Regions from separate parts of the Mus musculus genome. Here region 2 is linked to region 1. Evidence: chromatin contacts called from ENCODE Hi-C or POLR2A ChIA-PET data. All regions are on one chromosome and are shown on one strand. The core of a region is the stretch at or near the end of the contact, and the rest is flanking DNA. Distances in the headings are between cores, read along the strand shown. Region 1 holds the start of Lrrc8c (leucine rich repeat containing 8 family, member C). Region 2 has its middle 18 kb from the start of Gm32230.

Region 1 (3,289 bases), core at 638-3,137:
AAGCACCATGGGGAGGTGTTTGGAGAACAAGACACTGCGAGGAAGGCTTTCAACTTTAGGAGTTGCTCTTCTGAGATTTGTGCTTGGCTTTTTGTTTTTTTGTTTGTTTTGTTTTGTTTTGTTTTGTTTTGTTTTGTTTTGTTTTCTGGTGATCCAAACTTAAGGCCTTGAGACACTGGCCCTGAGCTACATCCCCACCCAAGTCCCTGAGGTAGAACATTTGAATTTAGAGCTACCTCATGGAGTATTTTTATATCTACCTGCTGCCTTACAAGGTACTTGGATCTCTCCCACCCCTCTCCCTTCCTTAAAGCAGACTACTAAAACTGGTCTCTGTCTTTCCCCCAGAGACACAAACCTCTTCTGCTTCCTCAGCAGAACACCCCACCCTAGGTTGTTAGCTTGTACCAATTCCCCTAAGGCCCCAAGGGGTTTAAGGTTGTCTTCCAGAGCCCACAACTACATTGGGATTAGAGGCAGTATATAATATTTTATTCTGTGAGCAGGAAGAACAGTTAGGTTGGGGGGGGGGGGTGCCGGGCAAGGAGGAATAGGCTCCTCCCCCACGGCCCCCATACCCTGCTTTTTATCATGGCTTGGAAAATGATTGTCTTCTATAAACTCACCATGCAGGAGCACACAAACTAGTTAATGGCTGCTGGCTGCCCGTTTTTGTCCTCTTCTGTCTCTCCCAGACTGCCAGGGCAGAGTAATTCTTTATCTGCGTCAAGTGCTCTGAGGACAGCCAGCTGGTTACTGACAAACTCTCTCTCTCTCTCTCTCTCTCTCTCTCTCTCTCTCTCTCTCTCTCTCTCTCTCGACTGCTACAGTGATCTTATCTGCACTTTTTCCCCCAATAGGCAATTTTTCTTTTTAGGGAGATGCCAGCTTTCAAGATGCTAGTTTGTGCTTTTAAACTATAATTGGGCAGAGAGATAGGCAGACAAACCCAAGGCTCAGATCAATGGCTGGGAGAGAATCCCTCCCCTACATCGTCTAAACAACAGGTGGTTCGGGGCACATTGTTAACTCTTTTGCACACACACACACACACACACACACACACACACACACACGATCCCCACCTCTGCCCACACAAAATCGTAGGCGGAGCTTTCATATGGAACGGCACCTGCTGCTCAAAGCCCAGAAGCCCATCTTGCAGGGTCCAGTAACGAGGGACTCCTGCCAGCTGGTCAATGGGATTGAGGTTGCCCAGGGTCTTAAGGCTTTGTAAACTACGGGCATCGGATTTTTTTCGTTCTTCCCTGTTCCCCTCATATATACCACCGCCCCCTCTCCACCCGCTTCCTGGACCTTTCATTCTCTGGGGAGGGGTTATCTCCAACCTGACCCTCTGGGAGTTCCCAGGAGGGCTATTTTTAGCAGCAGCCGCTCTGCTTCAACTTAGCCCAGGGAGGAGCTGCGGTGTAAGAGCGGATGGCGGGCTCACAGAAACCACCCGCTTTTTGGCATTGTTAGGGTTGCACACAGGAGGCAGAGGACCGATCTTCCCTGCTGTGCCAACCAGGTAGGCAGCTCTGAGCAGCGGAATCATCCAGCCGCGGAGAGGCTTGATTTCCCGGTGGGGAACCCGGGGCCCGCCCAGCGCGGGCCCGCCTGCCCTGGACGCCTGGTGGTCTCGGCAGAGGAGGAAGTTCCCGGGCATCGCTGCCTGCGTCACAGCGGGGCTGGCACCGCGGCGGCGGCTCGGCAGCCGACGGCGACCCCGGGGCTGGGCGCTGGGCGGCGCTGGCTGCCGCGGGCCAGGCGGCGCGCGGGGCGGCGCTGGAGGCGGCTCCGCTTGCAGGCGGGGAGGCACCGGGGAGGAGGAACAGGGCTGCGGAGCTGGGGCGTTAGCTGCGTCCCGGCTCAGAGCCCGCGAAGAAGACGAGGACCGAGGCGCCGCCGCGGCCGTGGCCGCAGCACTCTGAGCGCGACAAGCCATGAGCAGCGACGCCGCGGTCGCTTGCCGCCGCTGAGCCCAACCCGGACACAGCTCGCCGCGCCCTGGCATCCTTTTCTGCGGATACCCTCGCCCCCAGAGGTAAGTGCCGGGGACCCGCGGAGGGATGGAGAGGGACGGCCAGCACCCTGCCACTAGCCTCGGTTCTCTGGGCGCGCCCCAGCCTGGACCCGTCCACCCTCCCTCGTTCGTGACCCTGCTTCCCCAGGGCTCTGGGACAGGCACATTGTGGTCGCCTACTCAGCGTGCGGTTCGGGGATCCCGCTAACCCCAACCCCACCCAACCCACGCGGGCCCTGGCGTCCGCGCCAGGGACCCCCAGCCGGGAGCCCAGTACAGCCTGGCCGCTAGGTTCTGGGGACTGGGGGAGGGGCGTACTAGGAGAAAACGCGGTTGCTGCAGGGATGGCCATTCTCCTTCCCTACCTTCAAAACCCCCGGAGATGCTGGGGCCTGTTTTTTCTGCTCTTCTCCCCAACCCCCTCTCCTCCCTGGAAGATGCCTGAAGTTACACTTTTTGAGGAAGGAGGGGGAAATCGAAGGTCTACACAGAGATCCAGTGAGCACTAGTCCGCTCACCTGCAAGTCCAGAGGGGCCGGAGGGGGCTGCTCTGCATCCTAAGACCCTGGAGGCCAGGTGTCTAGGCCAGCAACTGCGGCCAGGATTTCTGCCTTCATCCCAAACTGACCCTAGCAGGCTAGCAGGCTCTCTCTCTCTCTCTCTCTCTCTCTCTCTCTCTCTCTCTCTCTCTCTCTCTTCTCCAGCGTAGAGGTGTTTGGGATGGAGTTAGCCCCTTGGGAGCCTCAGGGTGTGCTCTATAGACGCCAAAGCCTTTCTTTTTTTCCAGCAGCTAATGTTTCCCTCCCCCAACACTTGGCTGTGTACATCAGATTTCAGTTATTTTAAAATCCTTCAAGTTACCTTTCTTTGCAACGGCTCAGCCCACATCTAGTCCCCATGCTTAATGCGGATGTTTTATTAGAGGTTGAGGGCAGAGCTTTACTGAGTTTCCAACTCCTTAAGTATTTTTAAACTCGCAACAAATTAGTTAGGAAACATTTTTGGGCTCCCATCCTCCTTAAAGTGAAAAATAAGACTAATTGATCTTTGTGGGAGTGTCCAGGTTTGGCTCATAGAGCCTTATTACCCTTTAGAGGTGCTGTTTCACATCTACAGACTGCAGTAGCATATGAAGTGTGGCCTTAGCTAACGGTCACATTTCTGCCGAGTATGCAGTGCTTTGCTGAAGCTTGGACAAGGATGTAGAGTGGACTGACATTAAGATGCCACTTGGGCGACAGGGGAATACGAGTAATTTTAAAC
Region 2 (3,402 bases), core at 184-2,683, 110 kb after region 1:
GCATAGTCAAATAGCTACAGTGTGTCTTAAAAGCCAACCCAAAAGCCTGTTCACACAGGGTCACAAGGAAGGTGGGACCCACTCCATCCCCCAGACTCTTAACCAGAGGAAAGATTCCAGTAGGGAACATTGGCTGAACCTCTATGCAGGGGATACCCCCTACAGACATGAGAAGTTATTAGGGTCTGGGATCTCTGGATGGGGACAGAGGCCTGAATTGTGATGTCACTGGACAGCATGGGGCAGGGAAAAGAAGGTTCCTGAGTCACTAGAATGGAGAACAGAAAGAGAAAAGTTAGGGTCAACTGGAGGGCATCCTGTAAGTGATATGCTCAAGTGATGCTCTTTATCTTAGTTTTCCAGCATCAGGAAGTGGGGAAGGTACAGTCTTTATTAGTAGTCAAAGCCAGGAGAAAGCCCAGGGTTGCAGCTGAGCTGGGCTGCAGCTGAGCTGGGCTGCACTGCTGGTACAGTGCCTGCCTAGCATCCCCAGGCCCGCATAAAAGCGGACATCGTGGAGCACCATGTCTGTGGTCCCAGCACTTGGGAGGTAGAAGCAGAAGGATCACAAGTTCAAGGCCATCTATTGGCTACACAGCAAATTAGAGGCCAACCCCGGGCTACCTTGAGCCCTTTCTCAAAAATAAATAAAAATAAAAAAGGAGGGGGCTCAGTGGAGAGATGGCTCAGTGATAAAGAACTTGCCTTGAGTTCAGGTTTGGGACTCAGATCCCCAACACTCATATAAATGCTGGGTGGGCACAGTGGCCTACCTGTAATTACAGAGCTCAAGAGGCAGAATCAGGGCACTCCCAAGCCGTCTAGCTACACTACCCTAGCTGACCTGGGGAGCTGTGGGTCCAGCAAGAAATCCTGCTTCCATAAATAGAGAATTATCCAGAAAGACATACAACATCAACCTCTGTCCCCCACTACATATGCACACACATGGGTACATGTGCACCCATACGCATGTAAACGTGCATACATGCATGCACATTACACAAAAACACATTTAAAAAAAAAAAAAAAAGAACCCATTACATTGAGATAAAACCAAAGCCAGAAGTAGTTTTGCCAGAACTTAACTCTTTGTTTTCCAGTCCTAGTAAGAAGAAAGAGCTTCTATCTGGTTTCACTCAGAACCAAAGGCCACAGAGAGTAGCTGAGAGTCAGCTAACAATGCCCAGAGCAAATTTCTCTGTACAGAGCAAGACTGACAAACAATAATGTGTGGCATCAACTTGCCAGTGACATTGCCACTAGACCCCATGGAAAGCGCCCAGCAGATCCACCTTCTGCGTCCCTCCTGCCCCCTTTCATACTCTGCTTTCATCTCTTCCCTTGCTTGGTTGCCATTGTTTCCACCGTCCTGCTGATCTTTCAGGTGCAGGGGAGATGTGCCAGTGAGTAGGGTGCTCGCTGTGAGAGCAAAAGAATCTGGGCTTGGATCCCCAACACTCACATAAAAAGCCAGATGTGATATAGAGCTATAATCCAACTGCAGGGAGGGAGTGGTGCAGAGCCAGGATGAGCCCAGGGGCCGGCTGGCCTGCCACACTCAGGTGCCTCTGTTCTTAGAACACAGGTGGTGTCTGCCCACCGGGTCCTAGGCTGCCTGCTTTTCAGGAGGTGGGCTGAAGTAGTACAAGGACAAGTAGTCCAGGAAGGTCGCACTCTACTGAGCTACATGTTCCCAGCTGACCTTCTGGTCTTTATTTATTTATTTACTTGCTTACTTACTTATTTTTCTGTCCTCAAAGGAAAGGTGGAGTCTTCCTGCTCAAGAACTTAATTTCTTTTCCTGTTCTTCCCAATGCTGCATTCCTGTCCTATTCCTGGAGAATGAACCAGGCTTCCTCAGGGTCAGCACTGCAGAGTCTCTGGGTCAACTCAGAAGAACACGAGAGGCAAAGCTAGAGATGCTTTGTCTTCTCAGCTGGTATCATTTCCGAGTGTGTTTTGTAGCCTCTGCCTCAGCCTCTGCAAGACCTCAGAGAGCTCGAGGCAGGAAGGAGCCTGGCTGTCCTTGACTCGTTCCATCATTTTCAGACATAGAGGAAGCACCGGGTTTCATAGCATGAGCTCGGACTCCACAGTGGCTGTCCAGAGGTAACAGATACCTACCTAGAACAGGCAGTCTTGGGGCACATGAGCCAATAGAGAACAAAATCTAAACCAACTCTCCCTCCTAGAGCTCATTCGTAGGCTCAGTGTTTTGGTTTCTTCCTCCAGAGATTCCCCACACCACTAAGAAGTGGCTGTGTTTTCCTATGAGACTGAGACCAATTTAGTTTCGACTATTCATTTATCGTGCCCAAACTTCCCTTTCCTCTCATGTAGCAACCCTGTCACTGTGTGAGCTTTGCCTCTGTCTATCTCCAGGGAATCCTCTAACCTTGGCCTTCTGATCCTAGGATGCCACTCGGGCCTAATTTTGACTAATTTGTTCCAGGGTTGGGCTAGGCTGGTGTACAATTACCCTTAATGCCTCAGAAAAGGGCCATTCCTTCTGTCTGCCATGGGAAAGAATTGTCTCTGCTCTGGGTATTATGTCAGGAGAGCTTTACAGCAAGGTTGGGGGGCAGGGGCACAGGCAGCCTGCACAAAAAGGAAAGTAACATTTTTTTTAATGTTACATTTCTTGAATTCCTAAGTGTACATGAAAAATAACAATGTGTCAGGTTTTATTTTTTAAAGGAAACTTAATAACTAGTCGGGCTCTTTTTCTTCAAGATACAAAAACACACATGTTACATATATTAAAAAAAACATGGGAAAAGACAAATATCTAAATGTAATCAGAAGTTGTCATTTTTAATAGTAAGATTATGAGATTGTGTGTGTGTGTGTGTGTGTGTGTGTGTGTGTGTGTGTGTGTATTTGACTCGTTAAAAGGGTTGTCCAGTTAGATGCATAATCTTCATCCTGATAAGGCAGAGGCAAGAAGTTTATAAATCTGAACACCGGGTGGGGTACACAGTGAGACCCAAACTCGAAACAATAAAATTTCTTGCAAATAATACATCTAGTGGTGTTGTTTTATTTTTTTTACTAAAAAGAAAAAAGCGCCCTGTCCTTTGCATTCAGAAGTCTAAGTTCTCCCATTCTGAGCATGTTTGTCTTTACACAGGGTGGTGGGGGGTGTGGTGCCTGTAGAGTCACCCACTCACTCTGTTACTTCTCAGAAGCTAAGGGGAAGTAGGGAGCCCAAATGGAAGCACGCATGCTCTTCCTGCCTGGCTGGGACAGGCACTACTGAATGGCTGTCCTCAGTGGTGTCTAATAAGTATTGTGTGGCTAAGGCTCTGACAGACCCCAGTCTGTGCAATCCGGGAGTAGGGGACACAGGAATAGTCCAGAGAAGCTTCTGTGGCGGTGATAATATATGAGCTCTATGCT

The links. Hi-C counts contacts between places; a loop is a spot of excess contacts on that map. ChIA-PET counts read pairs that join two places held with the same protein, here RNA polymerase II (POLR2A).
Region 2: a map of Patski shows a loop between it and region 1 (2.0-fold over the local background). The contact joins the enhancer-like site here to the promoter of Lrrc8c in region 1. A Hi-C loop is called at or near these places in 2 of 37 maps with a recorded cell type or tissue (Patski and heart). POLR2A ChIA-PET finds 5 or more read pairs at or near these places in 1 of 5 experiments (Patski).

What each region holds. Positions count from the first base shown.
Region 1 is chr5:105,517,584-105,520,872 of GRCm38, forward strand. It overlaps Lrrc8c (leucine rich repeat containing 8 family, member C), which reads left to right and starts at 1,888. Exons shown (of 4, transcript NM_133897.2): 1 at 1,888-2,047.
Region 2 is chr5:105,624,103-105,627,504 of GRCm38, forward strand. No RefSeq gene overlaps it. Among named protein-coding and RNA genes, the nearest start is that of Gm32230, 18 kb to the right of the region's middle. Within about 2 kb of position 1,434, at least 1 of the 3 ENCODE cell types and tissues checked has a DNase peak (open chromatin) inside an H3K27ac peak, as active enhancers do; it is heart, where a contact is called at or near this core.